2 separate regions of the Homo sapiens genome follow, and region 1 is linked to region 2. The links are chromatin contacts, found by Hi-C or POLR2A ChIA-PET in ENCODE. All regions are on one chromosome and are shown on one strand. The core of a region is the stretch at or near the end of the contact, and the rest is flanking DNA. Distances in the headings are between cores, read along the strand shown.

What was found. A loop is a pair of places that touch in the nucleus more often than their neighbours do. ChIA-PET counts read pairs that join two places held with the same protein, here RNA polymerase II (POLR2A). Pooled maps may share reads with other maps.
Region 1: a map of cardiac septum shows a loop between it and region 2 (2.4-fold over the local background). The contact joins two enhancer-like sites. A Hi-C loop is called at or near these places in 1 of 168 maps with a recorded cell type or tissue (cardiac septum) and 4 of 50 pooled maps. POLR2A ChIA-PET finds 5 or more read pairs at or near these places in 1 of 52 experiments (OCI-LY7).

Annotation. Positions count from the first base shown.
Region 1 is chr15:95,129,061-95,133,442 of GRCh38, reverse strand. It overlaps LOC105370991 (a long non-coding RNA gene), which reads right to left. Exons shown (of 12, transcript XR_002957693.2): 6 at 3,282-3,374; 7 at 413-571. It overlaps LOC105370990 (a long non-coding RNA gene), which reads left to right. Exons shown (of 5, transcript XR_932646.3): 5 at 702-844. Among named protein-coding and RNA genes, the nearest start is that of LETR1, 200 kb to the left of the region's middle. Within about 2 kb of position 2,123, at least 2 of the 41 ENCODE cell types and tissues checked have a DNase peak (open chromatin) inside an H3K27ac peak, as active enhancers do.
Region 2 is chr15:94,670,275-94,675,190 of GRCh38, reverse strand. No RefSeq gene overlaps it. Among named protein-coding and RNA genes, the nearest start is that of LINC02852, 83 kb to the right of the region's middle. Within about 2 kb of position 3,255, at least 5 of the 41 ENCODE cell types and tissues checked have a DNase peak (open chromatin) inside an H3K27ac peak, as active enhancers do.

The DNA of each region.
Region 1 (4,382 bases), core at 874-3,373, 460 kb before region 2:
ATTGAAGGGAAGTTTGTAAGTTACAAGGCTATAGTGGAAAGGCAGAAGAATACAGGCTTGGGAAACAGAAACACATAGGCTCAAATTTCAGATGTCACTTATTGGTGAAATAAAGTTGAACAAGTTTTTTAAATTCTCCTGGGTCAAAATTAGTATTACCCTTAAACTGAAGATAACAGCATCTAGCTGGAAGTTTTAACATGAAGCCTAAATTAAAAACAGTGCAGGTCATGACTGGATATATGGGTAGGTGATACCTTATGTTCTATATAAAGGAAACATTTAAAAAATGGGTTTTGTATCAAATCATGAGATGATGATTGGGTGGAGCCCAAGCAACATGTGTGAAATTCACATTTGAGAGGCTTAAATAACCCCTGGAAAAACATGAAGAAACAATGAATAAGACAACCTGTGGTTTCAGATGTCAGCCTCAAACTCCAAGTCAGAATAGCCGGCAATCCATAGTGATGGCTCCAACAGGCATTCAAGTGACTTTTCACCCAAGAATGTGCTGTGTTCCAGGGCAGTTAGCAATTTCTCTGATGGTTAATGATCCTCCCTATCAACCCTGGTGGAAGACAGTTAGTTATTCACTGCAACCAAGTGCAGATCATTTCCACTTACTTTACCATCTAACTGTGAAGATTATTAAGGAAAAGGACTTTTTCTTCTTCTCTCTTCTAACATGTTAAACTAAGAACCTTCCCACTGTGAACTACTGGCATCTTACTTTTTGACCCCTTGACAAGAAGAACTGGAGTTACCAAAATGCTGTCATTTAAGGTGTTGGAGTGGAAACCAGAACATTACCTATTATCAAGAAGGGGTTTCTTCTAAGGCATTCAGGTCTGTATAACATTTGTGCAAAAATGACTGGTCCATTTGGAAATGAGTGGTTGGAAAAGAGTCTGGAACTTAATACAGAATTGTGAGTCAGGCTTTAGAAGCAGGTATCTTAGCTCAGGCTGTTTTAGCTCCCAGCTTAGACTTGGAGGCTTATAAACAATAGACATTTATTTCTCACAATTCTCAGGCCAAAAGTCCAAGACCAGGGGGCCAGCATGATCAGGTTCTGGTGAGGGCCCTCTTCTAGGTTACCGACTGCTGACTTATATCTTCACATGGTGGAGAGAGACAGCCCTCTCTGGGGTCCCTTATATAAGAGCACTAATCCCACTCATGAGCCATCATGACAGAGCCCACCTCGTAATACCATCACATTTGTAGAAGGGTGTTGGGATTTCAACATATTAATTTTAGGGGGACAAATATTTAATTAATTGAAGCCCAAAGAAACAATCTTTACAATTGCAGAATCTCTGAAATTAGCCTATCCTTTTCCCCCATGATACAGCTCTGATTTCATTGTTAACATCTTTCTCAGAAGTTCAGCATTTCTAGTGCCAGGAGAACTAAATGTTAACTCTTGAGAAAAAATACATTCCTTCTCCCTGGAATGTGCTCTTTCATCTTGTAATTTTAAAGTGGAATGGGACATTTTTCTTTTCTCATTTTATACGTGAACCGATTCTTTTGTCGATACCAACTGTATCTCGTCAGTGTCATTTATAGTTATTATGAAGAGTGAAATGGAATGAAATTTGATAAAAAATAGAAACCACTTATTAAAGCTACCTAATTGGGGAAAGGTGAGTTTAATCTACTGTTTCATTTTTAAGTTTCTGTTTCCTCTCCTTTTCCTCATAAATAGGAAAAAAAATTGGCACAGAAACTTGGCTCTTGAGATTGTGAAGAAAGTTTATTCTACATGGAACTTGACACACGCTGATCAGGGAATCTCTTTTGTCTGCGGACTTTCTTTAAAAAAGAAGAATTGGTTTCTTAACTGCTTTCAAAGGTTGCCTTGATAAGTTTCTTTGTGTCATTGTATCTTTCATTTTGAGTTGAAGGTTTTTCACCCAACCCTTATTATAGATGACCTAACATTTTGCTCCGGGGCTGATGCCAGAACCCTTTTCCTTTAGTTCCTGGCAAGGTTGCTGCCATTTCCTATCTCACGCCTTCCTGAATTTACCTAAACTGAAGTTCCAGGCTTTTGTTGAAATGCTTTTCTCCCTTCCGCTCTTGTGTACCCTGTGTCACATTATCTGCAAAAGGTCGCAACCAACTTCCCTTCACTGTGGACACAGGAAGGGGAAATGAAGAGGGGAGAAGTTACTGATCTGATTCTAGAGGTCAAGGGTGTGGGAGGGTGAATGTACATTTCTCAATAGCTTTCGCTGCAGTGTGTGCTTTCCTTTGTTGACCATCCCTTGCTATTGTGTTGGGGAGTCTTTTAATAACACCCAGCAGAGTTGACTCAATGGCAATACCAAGATGAGAAAGACTTGGTAAAAAAAAAAAAAATTATGTGTGCACATTTGCCTGGCACATACACAGCAAATAACCAGCTATTTATTTCTGCAGGATATTCTGCGCCTGCAGCTTTTCTCACGTCATAGAGAGTTTCAACGTACTTAATTCTCACAGCATCTCATTAAAATAAGTGTTCTTTCACCACTCTAAAGTGAATAAGACTATAAACAGAGAATTAGGGAGGAGCAGTCCATTGCCTAAGATCACACAGCAAGCGGCAGGTCCACTGTTCAGAATCGATACCCACCCCTGCTTTTTCAATCTTCCAGGCTGCTGTTAATGTATGAGCACACAGGCTGCTGACGTGGAAATCAAAGTTACAATCTAGGACAACTTTTTCACATCAAAAGGGCAGTGAGATTATCTTTTGCATTTAAATTATTCTCTTCTGGTGCAGCAGGCTAATTAATGTTAGTGTATTTCCATTTTTCCAGCCCAGAGATCCTTGGATGACTCTCAAGGTGCCTCACTTGCAACCTGGGTCTCTTGCAGGCCTTAATTTCCGTAATGAGACTCCTCTGCTCCACTGTCTCTGCAGGGCTGATGGTAGCCCTATGGCTCTTCCATCCAGTTTATGGGGATTACAAAAGGAGCCTCAGAGTCACGTAATAGGCAGGACCACTGCTCTTAACAGGGTCCAGCATCTGGGAGGGCAAGGCCTGGCATGGGGTTGGGACAAGGCATGTTTACAACAGCCTAACCAGTGAGCTTGAGCTTTTCAAGACCATTGAGAGGGTACTTTGGAAATTGCAGGAGTGCATTCATGAATACGCAAATGTCTTTGATTTATTAGCATCCCTTAAGCATGAGAACTAATAGGGTAACACATCAAAGGTAACATTTGCCTTGTAAAGGGAGGGCTCTGTAAACATGAACAGTGGAAAGAAAGAAAGAAAACAGACCTTCTGTTTTGATGTCATATCCATCCTCAGCACCTGCTTCTGGTCGGAAGATGCAATCCTTCATTCTGAGTATTTCCTCTGGCCAAGCCCATACTTTGGGGCCAGAATTAAAGGGAAAGAAAAGGAAAGAGAGAAAGAGAGAGAAGAAAACAGAAAGGAAAGAGAGGAGAGGTGAAGCAGATAAATGGAAAAATCAGTGAGGACCCAGAAAAGTAATTGTTTGCATTTACTCTAAGTGTAGAAAGTTGTCTTCTTCATTGCTTAATTCAAGGACAAATAGTGAAAGTATTTTCTAGGGGGAAATAATGAGGCATCGAGAGGTTAAGTGGGCGGCTGGGAGGAGCATCCAGGGCTCTGACTTTCCGTCCCCATCCAGCTGCACTTCCTCCTCAGTTGGGGCCAAGTCCAAGACCACAAAAGACGCACTAGGCATCCAAATAAAGCAAATAAAACAGAACATGCAAACCTTTATGCAGCCTTAATGAAAGCAAATGGATGGGACATTTTAAAGATATAACTTTAACCAGACCATTGCCTAATGGCCATATTTTCAAGACAAAATGTATCACAATCACATACTAATTTAAATTATCACTCTTACAGAAATTGGATAGGAAAATTTTAAATCTGTATGCATCTCTGAAACATTTAGAAATGCATTGCTCTCCAAAGCTAAATTGTGAGGGAAGCTGAGAGCTTACACTTAACAACATAATTTTTCTTCTCCACCCTCAACCTGCCTTTTATGTTACTTCCTTAATGGTCTTTCTTAAACAAACACAAAAACAAAGATTTTCTTCTGATTTTAGAAGCAATAGAGCAATAGGTACCTGTTTTAGAAAATTTGGAAAGCACACAAAATTTTCAACAATAAAAATAAAAGCCACCTATAAAAGAAAACGTACCCTTATTTTGGAGCACCATATGGGGTAAGAGGCACCGGGAGTTAGATATGAACTGACCCAGGTTTAGCCTCAGCTCTGTCCCTCAATATTGATGAGTTTCCAGGAAAATTACTTAGCCCTTTCAGAACTCACGACGTCCTTTGCAAAATGGAGGTACTAAGAGTGCTTATATTGTAGGATGCCAAAGAGGACTAAA
Region 2 (4,916 bases), core at 2,006-4,505:
ATTTCTCTTTCTTCTGGAATAGCATTAAGACCTTTTTTCAGATAGGCTCCAGTGAGGTGCCATGTGCTGAGTCTGGGGCCTGCTATACTGGATTTCCACCAACAAGGGCCAGATTCTCTCTTCGTTAAGATTTTTGGCTTTCTGGACACCAGCAGGTGGATTCTTACATGGAAGGACAGATTTTGCCAGGGTAGGACATGCATGATGTGGCTGGTGGGACTGAAGACCCTGTGGGCATTGATGAAGGCAAGGATGGGCTCAAACACCATCCGAAACCCACACAGATCCACACCAGGTCCCAGCCCTGGACCAGACAATGCAGCAGCCAAATTTTAAAACTTAGAGTCCTAAAACGACATGATTGTTTTTATACATCCAGGCACATCCCTGAATGGGGAGAAAAATGCCAAGTAAGGGGACAATCTTCCCTGCCATTATCACCTCCCTTCATCTGCTCCAGGCCCGAGCTGCCCGGGTTGCCATGGTGATGCAGGGCTGACCTCTCACTTTTTACTCTTCCAGGAGCTAAAAAGGTAAAAATGAGCCATTTGGTAGCAAATGAAAATCAACCTCCTTCAGTTAAAAGATGTTGAATTGCTTTCGCTTCGTCAAACTTAATGTTCCGTAGCCAAGTTAAAAAAAAAAAAAAAGTCAAAGAAGAAGGAGAGGGGGAAGAGGAGGGGCAAAACGGAAGAACGCAAGCAAGAGAGCTCAGAAGCAAGCGGAGATGTTGGCTGGAGCAGCAGTGGCGACTGCAGCAGAGAACAGGGATGGGCATCAGTGCCGGAGGCATCAGACCAGCCTTCAGCAACAGCTTTCTCAGAGCTCACAATTGGGTGCTGAGCCACTTCCTTCGACTTGCCCGGCCTTGTTGGTGCTGGCTCCAGCTCTTTCTCCCTGCTTGTCTCTTTTACTCGCTTTGCAATGGTACCTGGTGAAGCTGGATTGCTGGCTTTTACTTTTCATGTGCAGAGAAATTGGGTCAGGAAATCAAAATATTGATTGAACCCGATTGCGGTAGCTGTTCTAGAAGAGATTTTAGGGGAAGCAAATTACATTCTTTTAACATTATTCAGCCCGTGATTAGGCATGTGCCCCATGCATGAGCCAGGAGAGCGCATTCGTTTGCTGTGATTAATATCCCAAAGTGGCTTTCTCCAGTAACCCAGGCTGCCAGGAACTTGACCACTCAGAGCCTAGCCAGCAGGACCACCCAGGCCAGGGATGCCCCCTGTCCGATTACAAGCACAGGTTGGGCAGGTGCGAGAGCAGTGCAGGGTGGCTGTGGGCGGCCAGCCTGGTTGTGCTTGGGAGCAGGAAGCATCTTGCCGCCTGTTTCTGGCTTTCTGATGTGTGGCAGGGAAGCTGGATATTTGCCCTTTTTCCTCTTTTCTCTTTTTGCTCTTGGTTGATAGAGGACGGTCTCAAAGTCTATCCACCTGCACATCATGTGCAAAGACAGCCGGGGTTATACTTTGGCTTCAAATGATTCATTGGGATTCAAGTGTCTAAGCACGTGGGCTAGAGCTGTCAAACCATCTTCTACATGTGAATTACCCTTAATTATAACTTAGGTGAGAACTACCGATTTATCACTCCCAGACTTGTTTTTAATCCTTTAACTTCTGGAGTTAAACCATTGGATAATGGCAATACTACAAAAAATTAGAAAGAGTAAGAGTAGTTATGGGGAAGGCAACTAATTCTTTTTTTTTTTTTTTTTTTGAGATGGAGTCTCTCGCTGTCGTCCAGGCTGGAGTGCAGTGGTGCGATCTCGGCTCACTGCAAGTTCCGCCTCCTGGGTTCAAGTGACGTTCCTGCCTCAGACTCCCGAGTAGCTGGGACTACAGGCACCCGCCACCACACCTGGCTAATTTTTTTTGATCCGCCCGCCTTGGCCTCCCAAAGTGCTAGAATTACAGATGTAAGCCACTGCGCCCGGCCAAAGGCAACTAATTCTTATCAGAAAGATGTCTTCACAATGTCTTGGAGCAAAACCCTAGGTTTTTTAAGAAGTACTTTAGAAACCTCATGGGCAGGTCAGGGGTCAAACACACAGAAAATTCACTAGCGATCAGTTTCAATAAGTCCAACATGAGAATAAACAAAACCAGGCTATTAAGTGATAATATGGAGAGAAAAATAATGGTGCCCAGATTGATTCATTCATTCAAAATATCTATATTCTTTAGTCGTATTTCTTCAAATACTGATAGTATTTGGCAAATACCTGCTAGTTTGTTTAATAATCCTAGGTCTTATTTATATCATCAGCTTCCGGTGGTCATAAGATTTGCAGAAAGAGCCTTTCTCTGTTGGATTCATAATACGTCCTGGATTCTACCTGAAATCCTTGTCTCTGAAATGTTGGAAGAGACCCTCTTTCATGCCCCCTGCCCCGACCTGGCCACAGGCGCGTACACCTGGTCCATATTCTGTAATGAGGTCTCAGTGGTCATCTTATTCTCAGGGCCCATCGAAAAATTGCATGCTCTGAAGACAGCATAGTTGCATCAAACTCTTTAACTGGCTGGCATTTTGAAAGTTTAAAGGGTTAATGCTCCTAAGAGAAGAAGAAAACACCACGCGTGCGTTTTGATCTGAGGTTCAAAACATACACGCAGATGAAAACGGCCAGCCTCATCGCTACACACAATCCCTTTCTCTGCCTCCCAGTCCCTCTCCTTCCCTCTCCACAATCTTACAGATCTCAGTACGATTAGAGAGCTGCCGATAAGAGAATGGCCATTGGTATTCTATGGTTTCAGTGTAGTCTGAAAATTAAATCCCTATGAAAATAATATATCTCTTCTCCTCTCCCCTACCCCCTCCTCCCTAGAAGCAGCTGCTTTTCACATTTAAATGTAGCAGTGGTAACAAGAGCCTCTTTTATCAGCTACTCCTATTCATAAGGCATTAAAATACACGCCGTTTCCTAATCCCTAGTGCAGCTCTAACAGGGGCTTCAGCTTTGTGCTGAAATAGCACGTATCTTTTAAAAGTAGCTGATGGAAATCATCTTCCAAACCGAATCAGTCTCTTAAAAGCAGCTCTCCCCAAGCACAGAACATAAATAGAGTCCAGGACACAGTGTGTGTCCAGCTCCCCTCTCCACTGTAAAGGGTTTGGGAAACAATGGCTGAGTTTGTTTATAAGTAGCCCAAGCGACTTGGCAAGCTGCTTCCCTCCTCTCTCTTCCCTCCCACCCCAGATCCCATACCCATCTTTACAGCAGCACCAGTTGCAGCGCCTCTTCTGGGAAAGGCATTGCTACTTCTGTGTAAGCCAATAGGCATTTGCTGAGCAAGGTCACTTTCAGAGGCAGCTCTTTCTGGAGGCAGCATCTACAGGAACGGTGGGCCAGGGGCTGGAGGCATGGATCAAATAGAAAATCACCTGGATTCCTGGTTAATCCACAGGCCTCAAGAGGAGTGCATGCGGGGCTGGTGAATTCCATAACCATGAGAGAGCTATTTTGTAGGCAGGTAGCTGATAGAAATGTACACAGCCATATGACACATACGTATATATATATAGTTTACATATAAACACAAGTATACACATATTTGTCCGCATCAGACAGTACTGATTCCCTGCACAATCACCTAGAAATAGCATTAGAAGCACTATTAACACAGAGGGAACATTTCAAATACAAACAAGAATAAGTAGCCTGAATTATGGTTAACTCTTGTGGCTATCGTTTTATTGAAATTACGTCCTGAAATTAACTTTTTCTTATATGTTAAAATTAAGGCTGGCCCTTTAAAAATAATTTATTTTTTGAATACTCAAGCTTTCATTCCGATATATCTGTTTTTCTATTTTCAGTAAATTAGGGGGTTTCTAGTCTCTGGTTTTATTACTAATAAAGAAGAGAAAAAGGTAGCAGAAATGTTTGTTGTATTTTGTGTTCAGCTTTATGTTTATTTTCTTTCAACTGCTTATAGAAGAGATCTCAGGAGGAAAAAAATACATCACATTCTTCTAACATTGTTTTACTCAAAGTTTTATTTTAGAAGTGTAATTATTTTTTTCTCATGGTAAGTAAGTGTTGCTAGAAGTGTTTTGGAATTTTAAGTTCCTCTGGCAGATATCTGTTTTTCAATTGCTGTGAATCTTTTTTTTTTCTAATTCTCTCTCTCTTCTTGATTTGAAACTGAAGTGCTGATGAATGTTCTTTGCCTTGTACAATAGATATCTTTTTACTTATAAAATGCCACAAAGTTATAAATTAGGAGGACTATCTACATGATAAGATTTTCTCCCTCCCTCATGTGCCAGCTAAATGTTGAAGAAGGCTGATAGGAACAGAAATAACATGTTCAAGGGAGAAATAATCCAAATAAATATATACCTTCATTTCATCTCTTTTGAAGAAAGTGTCCATCTCACCAAGGTTGTAAGGTTTTTAATAAAAGCAGAAAACTCTTCAGGTAATTATAAACGCCCTTTAATACTATTAAAGGAAAACGTAATTCCAATCATTGAGATTTATTGGAAATCTTACTTTCTGAGGCAGTGGCAATTATCTCTGAATCATGGAACCTGACTGCCCTCTTCTGGTTATAAACAGAAATAGGAACAGCCTGGAAGAATTCTATCACTGACAATAGGGTTATGTCTAGGAAATCTACGATAATAAGGAAATGTCCACATTCATATTAGAATCTGTGCCTGACAGGAATTAGAAACTGAATAATCTAACTTCCTCATGGCCCAGAATACAATGCTTTCTAATTGTTTTTTGACAGCAGTTCTGACTTTTGTACTATTTTATTTTATGTTTGGAGCCCTCAAGTCAGACCCAGGTGTTCAACTAAAGCTAAAGTGAAGAGCAGTAATTACTTTAAAATGTCCACAACTTTTTGAAAAACTGATATTAAGGGCAGCCAAGCATTCATAAATATTGCATT